Linked DNA regions of Homo sapiens: region 1 is linked to region 2. The links are chromatin loops, found by intact Hi-C in ENCODE. Cell type or tissue: GM12878. All regions are shown on one strand. Each heading gives the region's core, and the rest is flanking DNA. Links, peaks and the distances in the headings are about the cores only. Region 1 has its middle 12 kb from the start of MIR5703. Region 2 has its middle 23 kb from the start of DAW1.

Region 1 (5,379 bases), core at 124-5,123, 390 kb after region 2:
GGGGAAGTCCCTGGAGCAACTTTACAGGAACAAGGTCATGGCCATTTTTACCATAAGGATACCCTTATCAGTTTATCATTAGTCACCACCCCACCTCTGGGGCATTAATGATTCAGAAGGTTACAGTAAGAACAGAGTAAGAAAATGTACTCAGCACAGCATCTGGCATTAATGGAAGCACTGCTATCATTATTCTCATTGTTTTAAATATGGTATACCAATTCCTTTTCCATTCAGCGTGTGCTGTTTGTAAGTTACCAAGTCAACTGGAACTGCAGTTTAGCTGCAATTTGCCAGAAGCTGCCGTTAAGTGAACCACCTTGTGTGCGGCTACCCTTTGCTCAGAGCATTGCTGCACTTTGACTGGTTGAAATCCATTGTGCTCTAAGTGATCTGAACAGCAATCAGTGATATACATGAACAACTATTTTTCACTCAGTTCATGGAAGTTTTTATTTCTTCTAAGTAAATATCAGACAATGTTCAGTTTGGAAGATTCTGCAGATAAAATTCTCCAAACACATCTAACCACAGAAACAACATTCATTTATAGATGCTTTATTTGGGGAGAAAAAGGAGAGTGTGTGTGTTTAGGAAGTGATGTCAAATTTTCTTGACTCAGACCTGTATCGCCTATGTGTGCCCATACATGAAGGACAGTACAGCATGGTGGTATCAGCAAAGTTTCTGAATCAGACTGTCCAAGCCTGGATCTCCCCTGGGAGCTTGAGCAAGCAACTTAACTTTTCTGTGCTTCAGTTTCTTCACCTATAAAATAGAAATGATCATACCACCTACTTCATAAGGTTCCAATGAGGATTAAGTGATTTAATATACGAAAAGCACTTAAAACAATGTCTGGCAGATAGTAAGCATTCTACAAGTGTTAGCAATCATTGTATTTCCCTCTTTTCCCATCAACAACCTCCTCTACAACCTAGACAGAATAAGCAAGTGTATACATGTATACATTAGCTTCCCATAGTATAATGTATATTATATTTTATATATATATTTTCTTGTTTCATTTTGTTGTTTAATATCCTAAGTAGGGCCAGGCACAGTGGCTCATGCCTGTAATCCCAGCTCTTTGGGAGGCTGAGGTGGGTGGATCACCCAAGACTGGGGGTTCGAGACCAGCCTGACCAACATGGAGAAACCCATCTCTACTAAAAATACAAAATTAGCCAGGCATGGTGGCGCACACTTGTAATCCCAGCTACTCGGGAGGCTGAGGCAGGAGAATTGCTTGAACCCGGGAGGCAGAGTTTGCGGTGAGCCGAGACTGCACCATTGCACTCCAGCCTGGGCAACAGAGTGAAACTCTGTCTCAAAAAAAAAAAAAAAAAAAAAAAAATCCTAAGTAATACATGAATATAATCTCATTTTTAAAAGAAAGCAAAACAAAACAAAACAATGCTGGTATAGTGAGTTGAAGCATCTCCTAAAACTTCACATTCAACCAGAACCTCAGGATGTGACCTTATTTAGAAATAGGACCTTTGAAGATGTGATTCATTGGAGAACTCAAGATGAAATCATTCTGATTTAGAGTGGGCCCTAAATCCAATGACTAGTGTCTCTATGAGAAGAAGAGAGGACACATACAGACATACGGGGAGGAAGGCCATGTGATGATGGAGGCAGAGGTGGGAGTCATGCTGCCACGAGCCGAGGAACACCTAGGACCACCAGAAACTGGAAGAGGCAAGGAAGGATTCTTCCCTAGAGCCTTTGGACCTGCTGATTCCTTGATTCCTCACCTGTAGCATAAAGAATTGTGAGCATAAATCCCTGTTATTTTCAACCACCTAGCTTGTGACAGTTTGTTACAGAAGCCCTGGGAAGCTAACACAGCCAGTAAAGCCAAAAGTTCCCCAGCCCACAGCTCACACTCTCCCATTCACATCGCCTCGTCCAGCAGTCGCAGCACATCGTTACCTTTCCAGACCTTTTTTCTATGCTTTTACATATCCAATACTATGGATTGGATAAGTAATATTTGGAATGCTATTACTATCCAAGTACATAGAATGCTTACTATCTGCCAGACACTGTTCTAAGTGCTGTTCATACATTAAATCACTTTATCCTCATAGGAACTTTATGAAGTAGGTGATAGGATTATTTCTATTTTACAGGTAAAGAAACTGAGGCACAGAAAAATTAAGTTGCTTGCTCAAGCTCCCAGGGGAGATCCAGGATTGGACAGTCTGATTCAGAAACTGTGCTCATAATCACCGTACTATACTTTATCTAGTTGACAATAACCACATTTGATGAATGTGGCAAAACCGCAGAACAGCAACTCAACATTCTGCAGCCTTAGTCGCAGCCAGGCACCGTGGACCACAGCCAGGACGAGGGTGCTGCTGCCGCCGCCCCCAGGAGACCTGGGGAGCGTGGCCTTGTCTCCCATAAGCATTGCTTCTGATTTACAGCCCTTAAAAGGCAGGAAACCCTCTAGAATAATGACTCATTTTTATTACACATGGGCTTTCAGGGAAATTTTAACAACCCCTATTTCTCCTTTTTTATACAGGTTACATTTTTGGTCTATTTTAAACATCTTCAAATCTGATAAATATGGGTCCATTCTCTATAAGATCTAGAAGTTGCCATTTGAAGAGTATTTTGCTGCATCTTCCAGCTGTGAGCATCATACATAGGGTATATGATTGCATGAAAAGATACCTTCTTTTTTTTTTTTTTTTTTTTTTAGATGGAGTCTCACTCTATAACCCAGGCTGGAGTGCAGTGGTGAGATCTCAGCTCATTGTGGTCTCTGCCTCCTGGGTTCAAGCTATCCTCCCACCTCAGCCTCCCGAATAACTGGGATTACAGGCATGCACCACCCCACCCAGCTAATTTTTGTATTTTTAGTAGAGACGGGGTTTCACCCTGTTGGCCAGGCTGGTCTCAAACTCCTGACCTCAAGTGATCCACCCACCTTAGCCTCCCAGAGTGCTGAGATTACAGGTGTGAGCCACGGCCCCAGTGAAAATGGATCTTCACATGCAAAGTTTCAAATGGAAAGAATATTAGAAATCACTTAGATTGGGAGGCCGAGGCGGGCGGATCACGAGGTTAGGAGATTGAGACCATCCTGCCTAACACGGTGAAACCCCGTCTCTACTAAAAATACAAAAAATTAGACAGGTGCGATGGCCGGCGCCTGTAGTCCCAGCTACTCACGAGGCTGAGGCAGGAGAATGGCATGAACCCGGGAGGCAGAGCTTGCAGTGAGCCAAGATCGCGCCACTGCACTCCAGCCTGGGCGACAGAGCGAGACTCCGTCTCAAAAAAAGAAAAAAACAGAAAAGAAAAGAAAAAGAAATCACTTAGACCAATGACTCAACAGGTTTAGAGTTAGAGCCCCTTTTGAGAATCAGATAAAAGATACCACTCCCCTTTCCTTAACTATGCACCAGACACGTAAAATATCATCTCAGGCTGATCCCGTGCCCAAGGTTAAAATCCCCCTCATTCTACTAAGGAAAACGAGGGATCTGATGGCAGAACCAAAACAGGAACCCAGATTCTCCACAATGCATCGTCTCCCTGAGGTTCCCTCTGTCTGAATCTGAAGTCTCCAGTTTGTCTACAGGGGCAACAAAGGTCAGGGGGTGGGAACAGAGGGAGGGGAACCCTGGATTTAAGGAGGATGGGCCAGAGGAAGGAGAGTGTCTAACAGGTAGACTAAGTTTGTCCGACCCACCGCCTGTGGGCCGCACGGGGCACAGGACAGCTTTGAATGCGGCCCAACACAAATTCATAAACTTTCTTTAAACACTATGAGGTTTTCTGTGATTTTTTTTTAACAGCTCATCAGCTATCGTTAGTATTAGTGTATTTTATGTGTGGCCCAAGACAATTCTTCTTCTTCCAGTGTGGCCCAGGGAAGCCAAAAGATTGGACACCCCCGATCTAGACCATAGACACAGATGGATTCCTGGACATGGTACTCCTCCATTCTCCACAAAGGCCAGGACAACAGAAACCAGATTTACATTAAAGCAGTCCCACCTCGGATAAAAGAAGAAGAATTCATTTTAATCTTTGCATTTCTGAAAGGATTATATATCATGTCCTCTTCATGCTTTTTTTTTTTTTTTTTTTTTTTTGAGACAGTCTCACTCTGTTGCCCAGGCTGGCATGCAGTGATGCGATCTCGGCTCACTGCAACCTCCGCCTCCCGGGTTCAAGCGATTCTTCTGCCTCAGCCTCCCAAGTAGCTGGGAATACAGGCATGTACCACCACACCTGGCTAATGTTTGTATTTTTAATAGAGACAGGGTTTCGCCATGTTGGCCAGGCTGGTCTCGAACTCCTGACTTCAGGTGATCTGTCCGGCTTGGCCTCCCAAAGTGTTGGGATTACAGGCCATAAGCCACCGTGCCTGGCCAAAGCTTCTTAAAAATAGAATTAGCATCTCATCTTTCTAAGATGGTCTGAATGTAGACAGATAAGAAGGCAAGAGAACCGACCCATCAAGAATGTTAACTATACACCACTCCTGCCTCTTTCACGTGGAGCCGGCATCACTCATGTTCATTACACCATTTCTAGCTAATACCACGTGTAGCCTTGGAATCCCTTGCAACTAACTCTCTGCTCCAGAAGATGCTGCTAATGATCCCAGTTGGCTGTGAGATCTGTACCCTGTTTGCCACTCTGTGGCTAGATGACCTTCCCACATTGCTTCCAGTCTCTTGTGATAGTTCCCTGTAGTCTCATTTGAACTTTCTGATGGCTTTACTTGATTCAGCAGAGGCCCAGAGACCTCTCTTTCTAGGGCAGTAATCTCTCCTAGGATTTCTTCTAATAGCTGTACTCCTGCATTCTCAGTCATGTGAAATAATTAAGAAAGCCCCAAGTATTCTTGCTTCTAACTTATTTTTTCACAGACTATGAAGGCAGGTCCTCAGAAGCATAAAATTCAATCTCATTATTGCCCTTCGATCTTGGGTCTCCATTTTGTGATGCCCTTTTATGTATCGGTGATTGTTCTCTCAGTGGACTATATCCCTAATATTAGACTTTGGAAAAGGGGGGAAAAAAAGGCCAGGCACGGTGGCTCACGCCAGTAGTCTTAGCAGTTTGGGAGGCCAAGGGCGGGCAGATCACTTGAGGTCAGGAGTTCGAGACCAGCCTGGCCAACATAGTGAAAACCCATCTTACTAAAAAAAAAAAAAAAAAAAATTAGCCAGGTGTGGTGGCTCACTCCTGTAATCCCAGCTACTCAGGAGGCTGAGGCGGGAGAATCGCTTGAACCTGGGAGGCAGAGGTTGCAGTGAGCGGAGATCGCACCACTGCTCTCCAGCCTACGTGACGGAGCAAGACGCCATCTCAAAAAAAAAAAAAGAAAAGTAAATAGAC
Region 2 (5,379 bases), core at 72-5,071:
CAGGGAAGAGGATGATGGATGGATGGATGGATGGATGGATGGATGGATGGATGGATGATGATGATGGTTGGGTAATTGATAGAGAAAAGAAAAGCAATGGAAACAGGAATAGAAAGAATTGGGAAGAGGGAGAGAATTAGATGAAGAGGAAGAGAAAGATAAGAAAGTGTGTAGATAGTGTCAAGGAAAGAATGCCAAGAGTTACTCTACAAATGGAAATAGTGATTATGTCCTCAGTTTTCTTTTCTGAAAATGAACAAAAAGGTTCTGCTTTCCAAGTGTAGCGTTGTCTATATCTATGGGGTAGACAAAGAAAAAGAGGAAAAAATGTGTTAGATTATGTATTCGTTTCCTATTGTCACTGTAACACATTACCACATTTTAGTGGCTTAAAATACAAATTTATACTTTTATAGTTTTGGAAGTCAGAAGTCCTAACATCTAGGTAGCCTTCCTGTGCACTTCTCTTGCAGCTCTGAGACCCAGCAACATCTTTGGGCTCTACTTTCTCATGATTCCCAAGATTGCCCTGGGGATACAGTTGCCAGATTTAGCAAATCAAATACAGGACACCCCAGCAGCTTTGAATTTCAGCTAGACAGCACGTGGGGTTTTTTTGTTTGTTTGTTTTTAAGTGGGCTCCAAATATTGCCTGGGACATAATAGCACTAAAAAAAATATGTTGTTCATCTGAAATTTGAAGTTAATGAGGTATCCTCTATTTTATTCTATCTGGCAAGCTTCCTTAGGGATTATACCTATTCCAACCAGCCAGATGGGGAAAAGATCATGAGTAATCATACTCTAGGGAGTATTTATGGTCCTGGCCAGGATGCATTTACTCATCAAGAATCAATTTGCTTCCCACTCTGGCCAGTTTTCTCTCACATCCCTCCACCAGCCACGCCTGTTTCTTCTAATCTGCTTTAATCATATTGCCACTCTTTTTATCATCCTCCCAAACTCCTCAATGTGTCCTGGGAGTCCCTGCCCCTAACCTAACTGGGCAGCCTCATTTATTCCTCACTCTTCTCTTCCCCAACTCCTGACGCCTTTCTTCCACACCTCATAGAAATTGCTGAGGAAAAGAGTCAAACTCTAAAATATCTGAAGAGATTTACTCTGAGCCAAATATGAGGGACCAATGGTCTGTGACACAGCCCTCAGGAGATCTCAAGAACTTGTGCCCAAGGTGGTCGAGGCACGGCCTAGTTTTATAAATTCAAGGGAGACAGGAGACATTAATCAAATACATGTAGATGTACATTGATTCAGTCCGGAAAGCCAGGATAACTCGAAGCAGTGGGGCTTCCAAGTTATAGGTAGATTTAAAATTTTTCTGATGGACAATTGGTTGAAAGAGTTATTATCTAAAGACCTGGAATCAATAGAAACAAGTGTCTGGTTTAGGATGATAAGGGGTCGTGAAGACCAAAGTTTTATCAATCAGATGAAGCCTCTAAGTAGCAGGCTTCCAAGAGAATAGATTGTAAATATTTCTTACCAGACTTCAAGGTCTGTGTCGATATTAATGCTGGTTGGCTTTTCCTGAATTCCAAAAGGAAGGAGGGTGTAATGTGGCATGTCCAACCCTCCCTTCACATTATGGCTTGAACCAACTTTGGAATGCCCTTGTCTGAGAAGAGGGGTCCATTCAGATGGTTGGCGGGGCCTTGTAATTTTATTTTTGGTTTACAAACTCTTTGAGCCAAAATGGAGTTCTTCTGTGCCTCAGTAATTGCTCAGAGAGGGAGGAAGGTCATGACTGAAATGGGCTGATTGTCACTTAAATTAACACCCAGTGCCCCACCAGGAGAAGGACCGAAAGCAAATCTTCCAACTTTCCTATGAAATCCCTGATTCCTTTTCCTCTGTCGATGGATTCTGGGTCCAGGGTCTTTAACTGGCTTGAGTAATTTTTGTTAGCATCTCCAAAAAGGTAAAAGAGAAACTGAGTATAGACAATACTGCAAAAATATAAATTCATTTAAGGGAGGGTGGTTTTTAGGCTTCCGTTCAAGAAAAATAGTCTGACCCAGTTTTCAACTAGGTCAAGATGTGGTAGACTGAGTTAAATCATGAAAGGCCCAAATTACCCTAGAGCAGAGGAAGATTTTTGTGAAGTCACTTCCTTGCTGCTTCATTTGCTGGAGTGAAACTTGCCTTTCCAGTCGAGTGAGTATGGTACCATGAGGGGGCGAGGGAAAATGAACTCATAACTTTAACAACCCTCTTCTTGCAATTTCCCATCCTCCTCCCAACTTTTACCAGGCTCACCATTCCTTTCTGCAATAGTTGGTTTTTCCCTGTTTTAATGAGTTGGAATGACCCCCTTTTCATCTCTTCCTTCCGCCTTTTCTTTTATTCTTAGCAGAGTAAGAGGGAAAGAGACTTGCAAGTTAGAACACGTAACAGTGTTCACTTTTTTCTTCTTCCTTATTTTCTCTGGCATCATAACTCTTACAAAGTTTTTGGTTCTTTCGCGTGAGTATTTACCTTAGCCTGTTTAAATGATCAAACTATTAAGATTCCTCTTATGCCATTCTAGTTTCTCTTATAAAGGCTTTTCCCATCACTTGGTTTTGTTGATCTTTGAAATTTGAGCCCTTTTGATTTCCTGCAAATGTTTGCTCTTTTAAGAAAGAGAAATAAAAATAAGCCACATTTTATTTTTGCCCCATGAACTTCTAATTTTCATGTTTCTATTAAACATTTCTGATCATTTCTCTTTTTTTCTGCTAAAACTTTTTTACTTTTCTCTCATTTATCTCTCCCCTTTTTCATCTAAGAGAGATCTTAAGAACGCAGCTTCCAAAGTCTTCTTTGCTTATTTCTTCCCTTTCACACTGCAATGCTTCCCGATACTTTTATCTTTTTATGTCTTTAATCTCTTTTCTCTGTTTCCCTCCTGACTCATTCCCTTCTCTCTCTTCCCCTTTGTATCTGTGCCTCAATTTTCTCAAGTTTTCCTTAGTTTTCTCTTCTTTTCTTTACATCTTCCTTGGTTTTTCCGTTAGTTTGTATTTCCTTGTTCTAAGGGAGAAGGAGGGATATCTTTTTTTTTTTTTTTTTTTTTTTTTTTTGAGACGGAGTCTCGCTCTGTTGCCAGGCTGGAGTGCAGTGGCGAGATCGCGGCTCACAGCAAGCTCCGCCTCCCGGGTTCACGCCGTTCTCCTGCCTCAGCCTCCCGAGTAGCTGGGACTACAGGCGCCCGCCACCATGCCCGGCTAATTTTTTGTATTTTTAGTAGAGACGGGGTTTCACTGTGTTAGCCAGGATGCTCTCGATCTCCTGACCTCGTGATCCGCCCGCCTCGGCCTCCCAAAGTGCTGGGATTACAGGCGTGAGCCACCGCGCCCGGCCGGAGGGATATCTTAGATATTCCTTTTTACTTCATAACAAAAATGTTCTTGCTTCCAAAAACTCTCCAGTAAATCTTCTAAACATGAACAGAACATATTCTGGCCTCTGACCTGCTTTGGGGGCCCCATTTCTTAAACCCTCACACTCACCTGGAGGGCCGGAGTAGAGGGAAGAATTGCAGTGCCGAAGGAGTGAAATAGACAAAGAAGACTTTAGCGTGAGTCTTGCCTCTGCCTAGACAGCTCTTTCCTTCTCTGCTAATTTCCTATTTTCCCTCTAAGACTTATCCATGGAGTGAGGACTTATTCTCACCTTCCTAGCCCTGTTGGCCAAATCTCATTTAACTTCATTATCACTCTAAATTCAAGGTGGGATTGTAAATTTGATCTTTTAAAAATTTTTTCAGTTACAGCAACATATGGAAGAATGCATAAAATAAATATACAGAATATTGAATCATTACTTTTTGAAAATCTGTGAAACTGCATGCAAATCAGCACTTCCTGAAACCTCATGTGTCTTGTTTCAGCCATACCCTGCTCACATGCTCCTGGAAACAACTACTGTCCTTTCCCTTCTGGTAATCACTTCTTCACTTTTCTTTATAGTTTCACTAGCTTTGTATGCATGCTTAAAAATAAAGTTTAATTTTTCCTGGTGTTGAATTTTATAGAAATAGGGTCATCTTGTGGGTGTTCTCTCTTGTCGTCTTCCTTTCAATCAATGCCATGTTTAAGATTCCAGGATGTTACTGCATTCAGCTGTAGTTTATTTTCTCTTCTGTCTAGATTTCCATTGTGTGTGATACCCCACAATTTATTTATTCTTTCTAAAGTTGATGGCCCAGTTTGGAGCTACAATAAACAATGCTTCTGAAAACATTCGTTTACAAGAATCCTGGCACATGTATGCATGCATTACTCAGGGACACGTATGAGAAAGAATTGCTGACTCACAGAGTATACATGTGTTCAGCTTTAGTAGAAAACGCCACACTGGGCCAGGCACAGTGGCTCACACCTGTAATCCCAGCACTTTGGGAGGCCGAAATGAGAGGACTGCTTCAGCCCAGGAGTTCAAGACCAGCCTGGCCAACATAGTGAGATCCTGTCTCTAAAAATAATAAAAATAAAAAATTAATCAGGCGTGGTGGCATGTGCCTATAGTCCCAGCTGCTTGGGAGTCTAAGGTAGGAGGATCATTTGAGCCCAAGAGTTTGAGCCTTCAGTGAGCTATGATCACACTGCTGGACTCCAGCCTGGGAACAGAGCGAGACTCTGTCTTCAAAAAGATTTTTTAAGACAAACTGTTTTTCAATGGGGTTACCACAGTTTTCTTTCTCACCAGCAATGTATGGGAATTCCTTTTGCTCCATAGCCTTGCCAAAACCCTTGCTTAACCAATGGGCAGAGATGGTATTTTCCGTCTCTATATACCTGGAGCTACAGGATTGACTGGCATGTAGAAGATGCTCTCATTCGTTATTTTATAAAATTCCCTTATGTTTATGAATCATTATAGACTTAGTCCAAGTCTAAAATTTTTCAAGGATCCATCTTAGGGGGATTTATGGTCAAGTGCATGTGAACAACACCAACTCTGGAAATTTTTTTTTTTTGAGATGGAGTTTCACTCCTGTTGCCCAGGCTCGAGTGCAATGGTGCAATCTCAGCTCACCGCAACCTCTACCTCCTGGGTTCAAGCAATTCTCCTGCCTCAGCGCCCTGAGTACCTGGGATTCCAGGCACTTGCCACCACGCCCAGCTAATTTTTTGTATTTTTAGTAGAAACGGGATTTCACCATATTGGCCAGGCTGGTCTTGAACTCCTGACCTCAGGTGACCCACCCACCTCAGCCTCCCGAAGTGCTGGGATTACAGGTGTCAGTCACTATCCCTGCCCTATATTGCTATGTTTCTTATGGAACATATCCTTAAACCCTCACCTCTAATACATAAATAGATGCCTAGTAAATTTTGTAAAATTACAAGTCATTATGTATGGATTTTTGTTAAA

The links. Peaks named below come from ENCODE experiments on the same cell type or tissue, not always from the same donor. Only the 100,000 strongest peaks of a DNase experiment are listed, where the experiment ranks them.
Region 1: a loop joins it to region 2, with 3 times the contacts of the local background. A loop is called at or near these places in 1 of 110 quality-filtered maps.

What each region holds. Positions count from the first base shown.
Region 1 is chr2:227,457,220-227,462,598 of GRCh38, reverse strand. No RefSeq gene overlaps it. Among named protein-coding and RNA genes, the nearest start is that of MIR5703, 12 kb to the left of the region's middle. RefSeq lists an enhancer at 2,191-2,280. In GM12878, for the core only: no CTCF peak of the experiment used is centred there; a DNase peak (open chromatin) is centred at 2,357; H3K4me3 peaks cover 694 bases; H3K27ac peaks cover 2,841 bases.
Region 2 is chr2:227,845,566-227,850,944 of GRCh38, reverse strand. No RefSeq gene overlaps it. Among named protein-coding and RNA genes, the nearest start is that of DAW1, 23 kb to the left of the region's middle. In GM12878, for the core only: no CTCF peak of the experiment used is centred there; a DNase peak (open chromatin) is centred at 2,194; H3K4me3 peaks cover 294 bases; H3K27ac peaks cover 949 bases.